Linked DNA regions of Homo sapiens: all the other regions are linked to region 1. The links are chromatin contacts, found by Hi-C or POLR2A ChIA-PET in ENCODE. All regions are on one chromosome and are shown on one strand. The core of a region is the stretch at or near the end of the contact, and the rest is flanking DNA. Distances in the headings are between cores, read along the strand shown. Region 1 overlaps IKZF2 (IKAROS family zinc finger 2). Region 2 has its middle 57 kb from the start of SPAG16-DT. Region 3 overlaps IKZF2 (IKAROS family zinc finger 2).

Evidence for each region. A loop is a pair of places that touch in the nucleus more often than their neighbours do. ChIA-PET counts read pairs that join two places held with the same protein, here RNA polymerase II (POLR2A). Pooled maps may share reads with other maps.
Region 2: a pooled map shows a loop between it and region 1 (5-fold over the local background). The contact joins two enhancer-like sites. A Hi-C loop is called at or near these places in 5 of 37 single-sample maps with no recorded cell type and 8 of 50 pooled maps. POLR2A ChIA-PET finds 5 or more read pairs at or near these places in 1 of 52 experiments (A673).
Region 3: a map with no recorded cell type shows a loop between it and region 1 (2.3-fold over the local background). The contact joins two enhancer-like sites. A Hi-C loop is called at or near these places in 2 of 168 maps with a recorded cell type or tissue (naive thymus-derived CD4-positive, alpha-beta T cell and natural killer cell), 8 of 37 single-sample maps with no recorded cell type and 14 of 50 pooled maps. POLR2A ChIA-PET finds 5 or more read pairs at or near these places in 4 of 52 experiments (GM12878, OCI-LY7, activated CD4-positive, alpha-beta memory T cell and 1 more).

Annotation. Positions count from the first base shown.
Region 1 is chr2:213,117,426-213,120,732 of GRCh38, reverse strand. All of the region lies in intron 4 of IKZF2 (IKAROS family zinc finger 2), which reads left to right. Among named protein-coding and RNA genes, the nearest start is that of IKZF2, 33 kb to the left of the region's middle. Within about 2 kb of position 1,617, at least 6 of the 41 ENCODE cell types and tissues checked have a DNase peak (open chromatin) inside an H3K27ac peak, as active enhancers do; they include GM12878 and natural killer cell, where a contact is called at or near this core.
Region 2 is chr2:213,225,754-213,229,060 of GRCh38, reverse strand. No RefSeq gene overlaps it. Among named protein-coding and RNA genes, the nearest start is that of SPAG16-DT, 57 kb to the left of the region's middle. Within about 2 kb of position 1,465, at least 3 of the 41 ENCODE cell types and tissues checked have a DNase peak (open chromatin) inside an H3K27ac peak, as active enhancers do.
Region 3 is chr2:213,036,355-213,039,661 of GRCh38, reverse strand. All of the region lies in intron 6 of IKZF2 (IKAROS family zinc finger 2), which reads left to right. Among named protein-coding and RNA genes, the nearest start is that of MIR4776-2, 110 kb to the right of the region's middle. RefSeq lists an enhancer at 1,510-1,779. Within about 2 kb of position 1,846, at least 6 of the 41 ENCODE cell types and tissues checked have a DNase peak (open chromatin) inside an H3K27ac peak, as active enhancers do; they include GM12878 and natural killer cell, where a contact is called at or near this core.

The sequences.
Region 1 (3,307 bases), core at 368-2,867:
AAAGTGATTTCTTAGGACTAATTGTAGGTCATCTGCCTTCCAGTTAGAGTTATAGAATTAATCATTGCCTTTCTGTAGTTTTGTCACCTACTTCTATTACAAAAATTTGTTTGCCATTCTTTTTTCTGAATGACTCCCCTTACCTGAGGAATGCAGTCTAATAAGCTCTTTAGCATTTTATACTACAGCCTTTACTAAACAGCCCAATCTATCTTTTTGTCTTCATCTCCTGAAATTCCTTTTCACATATACTGTGCTTCAGCCACAGATACTTGCCATGTCTTGAATATAACATATTCTTTCAAATTGCCTTTTCTTTGCATGAATCCTTCTCCTTTCCTTGGATTTCTGTACTTTTTCTCAACCAGGAAAACTCTCAATCCTTTTCAAAGGTCCAGTGTAACTGCTTATTTGAATTTTTAGTTATTCCCCATATTTCTATAGCACTGAGTATGTACATGTATCTATTATAGTATTCACCACATTGTATTGCTATTGTTTTATGTCTTTGTCTCCCATATTAGATTTTGAGCTCCTCTGGGGCAGACTATGTCTTGTTCATCTGTGTACTTATAATTTTGCCACTGTACCTGGCAGAGAATAGGTGTACCACTTCCCATTGTTTTATGAACAAATGACTAAAAGGAGAGTGAATGAACTTTCATGAAGTGGATGGGAGTAGGAACTGGCCTTGAAGAAAGAGAGATGGAGTTGGCTGCTTTACCTGGGGAATGAAAAGAGGGAGAGACCTGGGCTCACATAACATGTAGTCTGCCTTCAACAGCAAATTCTTTTCTCCAAACAAACAGATACTATCTCACTAAAGTCGAATAAGTGAGACTGCTTCTTTCTTTGCCAGGTACTTACTGACTACTAACTAATTATTTTTCTTCTCCTTCAAGATTGCTAGTAAAGGCCAATTTTAATCTGATATCACATGCCCTTATGCACACAGGATGTGGTAGGGATCCATATATGATGGTGACCTCTGAACCCGAGTCTGTAGAGAAAGCCTTGCATTCAGTACCCAAGTCCATTCATCTTGGCTTCAGGCATATTCTTATAACTCAGAGCTGACTAAGATGGATATGTCTGTAGCTGTGCCTCATCATAGGGTAGAGTATTAATACACAAAATTACTAGGGACTTCCTTATGTGTGTCATCTGTAACAGAATAACAACAGAACAGTGGTACATCCTTTCTTTTTTTTCCTCCTTCTCATGTTTCTTGTCTCCCACACTTTCATCTCTTGTTTATGCTGGCTCGCAGCATTAGATTTTTTATGAAACTTCCTCTGACTAAAGTTAGGGAAATTTGTTTCATCTCAGTCATTTGCTCTTTGTCGAGCTGACCTATTTCATTAAAAAAAATGAGGTTGTGGTAGGATGAGTACTTAGAATGCAGGAAGGGGGCATGCCACCAGTGCCCTAGCAAAGGTTATACAGATAGGGCTGGCTTTAGAGAATTACCTATGAATTGTTTTGGGGCCCCTTTTACTATTCTTTTTTTCTTTCTTAGCACTTCCATTTGCAAACCCACTTCCCTTGTGGTACTTGCTTGTTGCTTCACTGTCCTGCTCAGTCCTGCCTGCCTTTCAGGGTTGCGTGATTCTGATACGTGTCTTCACAATCTTTCTTTATTCAAACCAAAACCTGTCTGTGGACACTAGGAACCCTTTCCCCAGCTTTCCATCCTGTCATAGAACAATTCAAGTAAATGAATTCAAGCTAAGGTTTTTGAGACTGACATAGTTTAATAGATTACTGTTGTTTTATAGTGGCATAAATGCTTTAATAGAGATGTCTCTAGAAATTGGTTCCCAAGCCATAGTAGTAAATTTCTGATAATGGAGATTTCAGGTACCAGATTATGCTGGAGGGTATGGAGAAGAAGTTTGGGAGAGTGATTATTTTTCTTTTGTTTTCTGTCAAATTAATACCATTAAAGTAACTGTCTTTGCAGCCCAAAGGTAGTACCAGACCTGAGTAGAGACTCTTTTTTCACAAGCACAAAATATTAGCACTGATGACTGACTTTGTAGTTACAAAAGTGTTAGAGAATATTAGAATCTGAAAGTGACTCTTTGGCCATTCGTTGACCCTGTTCCAAAAATTTTTCTGGGAAAAAAAGTTTTAGGTGGCATCTGTAAAGCTAAACAAGAACTTTGATTAATATTCTTTCAACTGCCTTTTCAGTTTGTTAGAGTTAGTGTTTTTTACTTTTGTTTTGTTTTAATATAAGGAACTTCTAGTTATAGTTTTACAAATATAGAACACATTTACAAATGTCTTTAAATACCACATAACATATACTCGATAGTCTTAGAACAGAGCCCTCCACCTAGCTAGTCTCTTCTGGATAAGCAGTTCTCAGTCATGTGTAGTGTTGAAAAGGTGTGCTCATTTAATTATTTCCACAGTTGTCAAACCTCTGCCATGGAAAAGAATTTCAACCATTTTGATAAAGCCCCTATAAAACCACAGCTTCTAAATATCCTTAAAAATGGAAAGCCACAGGTATACAAAATATATTTTGCAAAAATATACCAAGTGTTTCTATTGTGGTGTCCAATTCACTTATTCTAGAATAGAAGGAAAGCCTGGTGTGTTGGAAGACAGAGTAAAAAGTCATTAATGTAACAGAGATTGTCTTTTAAGTCCATTTATAAGCCGTCTCTCTTTTTTTAATGAGAATGCCTTTTTGTTCTGTATCCTGATTATGGTAGTGGTTATAAGAATCTATGCATGTTGTAGAACTGAATGCTAAAAGGAAAAAAATGCTCATGTTTTTTGTATGACAACTTTAAAAATAAAATGAAGGGGTTAAAGAATGTCCTTTTCACTTGAAACACTGCTAAAAATGGTGGTTAAATTCCATTGAAAGAAACAACAATAAAAAGGCTTAGTTAATGTGGCAATTGTAGTAGGGTTAATAGTATTATACAAACTAACACTATGAGGAAATACATTTTAAATCACAAATCAGAACTTGGGAAATACACTTTCCCCTGTTCATTGTCAAGAGTGGGAAACGGAAGTATTGTAATTAGCCTTCTGGTGCAAGTGGCAATAAATGCAGTTGCAGTGACTGCAGTGATGGATGTAGGGACTCAGGATCAGAATTTGAAGAGGGTAGACCTAGAGTAATTGTTAGAGCCCCTGCCCTTAGCAGAGCATGTCTTGACTGTTGTGCAGTTAGCAGCTCCTTGTGCCTAGCATTTTTTCTGGAGTAGGTGTTCAATAACTACTGATTAAATTCTGGGGCCTAGGTTCAAATCTTGGCTCTACTTACCAGCTATGTGATCTT
Region 2 (3,307 bases), core at 216-2,715, 110 kb before region 1:
CATAACTCTGCTTCACAGAAGTCATCTAAGACTTGCTTTATCACTCCCCATTCCCAGCATTTTAAATCCTTGAGTTCTTTTGTGATATGGATAGGCATCATCTAGGCTGAGTCATGAAAGAGGATGCAGGGTGATCTGATTTCTTATTACCTGACAGGACCTTTGCTTTGGGATTATAGCATTCCAGAGTTCCACACCTGATCCCACCATTTGCTGCTATGTGCTCCTTATGTCAAGTCAGCACATTACCAATGTCTTTTGAGTATTAAAAATTGAAAAACAGTGACCATAAAATGTGATACTGCTCATTAAATTAAATGTAAAATGAAAATCTTGCACAAATAAAATTTAGTGTTAATTCTTTCTGACTTGAAGGGTAATATATTAAGAATAGTGTGTGCATTTTAACACGGTGCAAGAATGTCGACATTACAAGTCAGGCTCCTGTTTGGATTGTATGGGGGCATCCTCACCAGGATTATCGTACAGGTTCTCCATGAAAGAGTGCTGCAACTTAATCCAAATTTCCAGCCACCTATATTATGTAGAAAAAGATTTGTTTCAAGACTTCCAATCTTATCTGCAGTTTGTTGATCATAGAGAGTAAGACTTTATCTGAATAAAGATTGTAATTATCACTTGAACCTGAGAGGTTAAAGTTGCAGTGAGCCGAGATCATACCACTGCACTCCAGCCTGGGTGACAGAGCAAAAAAAAAAAAAAAAAATTATAATTAAGTACTCTTTCTTATGAAGCATGCATGCATGTGCAGACACACACACACACACACACACAGAGAGAGCTAGAAAAGATTTCTTACACTGTGTTCTTTACATAAACACAAGGCCTTAGCCTAATTTTTTCCCCTCAAACTTAAAAGTATGTCTCATCCCTGGGACAGCCAGGAGGAGCTTATGGTGGCCTAAGTAGTCTAATCCCTTTACTCCACCGCGATATCTTATACATTGTTATTTTCAATATGTATCATATGTCCTAAGTTTGGGGAGTACCAGTGAAGACATTGTTCAGTGCTCTCAATGTATAGGTAGAGTCTATATTAATCACCAGTGCACATACTTTCAGTGAACAATTGGTATAGTTTATAATTAGGGCTTTATATTGTATGTCTAGATTTGCTGTTTATTTTTCAAATAATTCATTATTATTATTTTACAAAGGTATCTGCCCATGATGAAGTTGGGGAAAAATGGTCCTTTAAACATAGTTAGAGAGGGACATGCTCCAGGCTACATCTATCTCAATAAAAGTAAGGTCATTTCCTCTGCTCTTCTCCAGTGCTGGATTCCCTCCCAAATGCTTTTTTATACTCAAGAAGAATTGATTTTAGTTTCTCAACACTCAAGCCAGGACCCACACCTGCTCCCTTGAGGTTGGAGGAGTCATAATCACTTCCTGATGGCAAGTGCACTCTTGCATGAGACCATGATCCTGGTGTGGTCACCAACTGCAAAGGCCTGGTGTTTATGTGAAACCTAGCTAGTAGAAAACATACTTCATTTGCTTCCATATGGTTAGCACTAGGGTAAGTTTTCCTTGTCTGCTGAACTTTCCCAGGGCTGCCAATGGTAAATACCATTTCTGCCCATTATAGTTTTCTTAAACCTTGACTGTCATGCCCTTTTCTCATGTTACTTGGGTTGCAGTGTTTGAACTTACTAGACTGCCTCACATAACCTGTTCCCTGGTTAATAGGGACAGCATCTATTCTGTATCCTTCATGGATTATATTGCCTCATTAATTCAGAATCGTGATTCTCATTCACCAACATGACCTGGTGTAGGAGTCAGCCCAACAGCCCCATTTCTTCCTACGTTTATGGTAACTTTATCTTAGAGAGAAATTGCCTTTGTATGTTAAAAGACATAGGACAATGCTAATCCCAGCAATTGCCACAACTTTAAATCTAATGTGGAAGAAGTTTAGGGTCTTTATCCCTTTTCTACTAAATAGCAGCTGGGTTTGATCATCTCCTTCCCCAGCAGGCTTCAAGCTTTCCTCATTAGTAGTAGCTTTTGCCAAAGAATATACACCACATACACTAATTCCGCTTCCCCGGAAACTCCTTTACATATTTTTCCATTTTTGTTCACCTTAACATTTTTCATACATCACAGTTCATTTTAGACTTTAGTACCTTTGACATTATCCTGACAGTCAGTATCATTGTAATATTTAAGTAGGTAGCCTTTCTTCTTGTGTCTCACCAATTTAAAATCTGATCTTGTCAGCTGTTTCCTGGGGAGTTACACTGGTTTCGTTCAGTACATTGCCCTGTATTGTGTTTCTTCCAGACGATATGAAAATGTATAGGCCAACAGTACCAATTTCCCTAATAGCTTTCTTCACCTTTTACTGGATGAAAACTATCAGTGAGATAAAACAAGACCTTATCAAATGCTCAGCTTTCAAGAAATTAGATTTTCAGTTAAATGTGCACTTAAAGTCCAACTTGTCATTTGCACCAGGTGAATATTATCTATTCACTTTCTTTGGTCAAGTTCTCTCTAATACTCTTCTACAGTGATAATAATAATTAATTTTTATTGAGCACCTTCTTTATGCCTGGAGATTTGCGTTTAATCTTATTTAATCCTCACAATAACCCTATGTGGTAGGTATTATCATCACCCACATTCTACATATACGGAATTTGAAGGACAAAGAGATTAAATAAGTTGTCCAGGGTTCCACAGCTATAAGTGACATATTCAAGATAGGAGCCCAGGCAATCAACTTCAAAGTTCAGCCTGGTAACCACTGGGAGATACTGCCTAATTTTGTTTCTAATCTCTTTTTAGCCTCACACACATACCCTCCACAATTCTATAGATTTTCCTGAAGGAATATATCTTCACCGTACTGCTCTACCATACCTTTCTTAATAATAGTTCTGTTTCTTTTGAACCCAGGATCATCATATCCTATCATAGTGTATTCTAGTAGTGAATTTCCTCCTTCATGCCCTCTCGTGTCACGTGAACTTCCTTATGTCACAACCTCAGTTTCATTTTGTTTATTAATCATGTTTTTCAACTACTCTGGCCCCTAGGTAATACAAGTAAAACAGACGATCTGACCAGATGAATCTAATTTACTTCCCTCAAAAGTATATGAAATTTTGACAAATACAGAGAGGAGCATACCCTGATAGTTCCATTACTTATCTTAGATAGTTTTTAAGTGAGAACATTAAAAGAAGGGTTATTTATAAGGTTAAAGTTGGAAGAGATTTTGGAATTCATCTAATTCGACACCCGCTTTTACCTTTTAGAAAATGATGCTTTG
Region 3 (3,307 bases), core at 597-3,096, 81 kb after region 1:
GAGATTTGAGGAACCTTACAATGTCAAAGTTCTTTTGACTTAGGGTTGATATGCCTAAACTATTCTGAACATGTATCTATCTTACTTCCAAACACTTTAGGAATGTTGATTTTTACAACACTACTTTGTGACCTACTCAGTGTTTGACAATTTTCAGCTTATGAAGTTTGTTGTTTATGTCTAATTGTCAGTTTAAAGCTATTCTGTTCCATAAAAAGGAACTGGACCAGATGTACCATATAAATCCCCATCTGTTAAAACAACAACTTCCTCCCAACTAAAAAACATTTTTAGTATATATATATATATGGACTATCTTTATTTTTCAAGTCCCTATAGTTCCAAGGACTATATTTTATCCACAAAAATAGCTCAGAAATATTGAATGCTTATACTAGTTCCTAATATTGACTTTTAAAAATCCCAATTAAATAGCCTAGTTTATATTTTGTTCAGTTATGCCTTCACCTATTATGAGAAAATTCCTGTAAAGTATTATGACTCATCCTATGTTTAAATATATTTCCACATTTATCTTTAATAGAATTTCAAACTAACATGCATTTTTAAGGTATATGCTACATGCCCTCAGAGAAACTGGTAAGACAAGATGGTCTTCTTCATATCTTCAAATTTCTTAAAAATAAAAAAAAAAAATTACCATGTGGCTTGGATCAAGATGGAGCTCATCTTTGACCATATTGTTTAAAGAAACAACATAATGTTAGTTGCTCTAGTTTTAAATCTCATAGAAATAGTCTCTTAATTTGTCATGAGAGTAGTGTACCCTCAAACGCATTGTTGTCTCTTACTAAGGAATTTATTATCACAATCACATCGTTTCTTTAAATTGACAACTGATCAGTGATTTCATAAGCTAAAGTATTTTCTAATGTACTGTAGCATTTGTCATCACTTACTCTCTTTTATAATACACCAGTTTCTATTTTGTTTTATTTAAATTATCTTCCCTTCTTCTTTTGAGTGTTGTGGTCTGCTCTTTCTTGTCTTTCTTATAATTCTTTTTCCCTCAATCCTTCATCCATTTGCTTCCATATTACTTCACTTTTTTTTTTTGTAATGACTTCCAGAAAAAAAGTACATAAATAACTTCTTCAGTGTATGTATCATGCAAAATGTTTTGTATAAGATGGGATAGCTGCAAGTTATACACCTTTGGATATTAATAGTAGTGATAGTTTTGTGGAATGATTGAGGACAAAAATTTCTGAAAATTAGGTACTTGGCCAGAAGATTATGATAATCGGTTGTTTTCCTATTTACATTATTTTAAAACCAGACCAGCTGGACACGGTGGCTCACGCCTGTAGTCTCAGCACTTTGGGAGGCCGAGACGGGCAGATCACGAGGCCAGGAGATCGAGACCATCCTGGCTAACACGGTGAAACCCCGTCTCTACTCAAAATACAAAAAAATTAGCTGGGCGTGGTGGCAGGCCCCTGTAGTTCCAGCTACGGGAGGCTGAGGCAGGAGAACGGCGTGCATCTGGGAGGCGGAGCTTGTAGTGAACAGAGATCCTGCCACTGCACTCCAGCCTGGGTGACAGAGTGAGACTCTGTCTCAAAAAAGAAAAGAAAAGAAAAGAAAACAAAACAAAACAGACCACCATGACTTTTTTTTTTTTTTTAAGGATAGAAACATTGAATTAAATTATGCTGGTTTAGAAATTGAATCCAGTGCAGCTCATTCATAATAGTGATGGTGCATTAAATGTAGTATAATTTGTCTTGCAGGCTTCTCATGAGAAGGAACTATTTTAAACTGATTGTAGACCTGGCACCTGGCCCACTTTCTGGGTGATCTCCCAAGTGTGAACTTTCCCTACCCTTAGCCCCTCCTTTCCTTCCTGGAGGTGGCTGATAGAGGTGGATTATACTGATAATTACACAAGCAGTGTCAGTTGCACACATGATTTGCATAACTGTGCTGTGCTGATTTCATCCATCAAATTCTGATACTGATGCCTTTGGTGCCTCACTGTATGCTTTGCAATAAACACTGAAGAAAGGAGATGGGATTAATATTTTCATTCTTGACTCTTAAAACACACACTTGAGGTCCTACTCATTGAAATTTACCTAGAAGGTAAAAGCCACTTTCAGTCAGGCCGGCTGTAAGACAGCCCATTTGATTTCCACCAGGTAGAACGCCTCTTTCCCCCTACCCCAGACCAATAACCATTATGTATCTACTCTTCGTTATTGTTTCTAATAAAAGAAAGTAAAACTTTTAATAGCATATACAATCACATCTTTTATGAATTGTAGTAGTCATGCTTCTTTCAGACCCTATTTCTAGAAGGAATTAATAAGCCTTTCTTTTATAATTCTATGCAGCTCTTTTCACTTTGGTGCAAGTCATTTAGAAGATCAATTTATTGTAGGAAGCTTTCCTTCCTCCTTTATTATCAGGAGTTCTAAAGAAATGGACAAGATTCTTAGCTGCTTTCTCATTGTTCTGAATAATCTACACTGTCCTCATTCCAAAGCTTGCTACCACAGTTTTGTACCCTGCATGGATTTAGTGTGGACAGTCTTAACTTTGGCCATTTCACATTTTCCCTTCCACACCATGAGTCTGCAGGCCTGGCATGTTTGGAACTCCACAACAGAAGTGGAGAGGCTGCACGCAAACTTTATTACTCACCTAGTATCCAGAAGGGCATGACACACTGGGACTTGTGTGTGTGTGTGTGTGGTGTGTTTTGTTTGGATGTTTTTTTCTAACCTAACCTTTACCATTTCTTTCAATTTTTCCTACTTGATCTGTGTATGTGAGTCAAAGAAACCTGTTCATCCACAGCCTATACTATCTTGCCAAATACTGTAAGAAAACTCTCAAATGGTAGAAAATCAGACAAATAAGAAAGATAAAAACCAAGTATCATTCATCATAAGCATGTAAAATATATTTAGAATATAATTAAAGTTTTATGTAAGGTATCAGAAATCTATCAGAGTGGAGTCCTTTTAAATTGTATAGAAATATGATGATAATGATTATAAGCAACTGGATAAGAATAAAAGGTCCTAGATCCAGCATCTCAAAGAAGAGATTTTGCATCTTCATCCCTTATATACCATATTGATTGAATGAATTAATGGACAGATTATTTTATTTGAATATTCTTATATTAACTAGAAAGGTTTTAAAGATTCATGGAGGTCAATGGTGGTTGAGTATGTTTCCTAGTACATGATAAGTATTAGTCTATTACAAAAATTAAAAATTATGGGTATATTTAATAAGTTCTTATTTTGTGACAAGCATTATGTTAAGGGCCTTA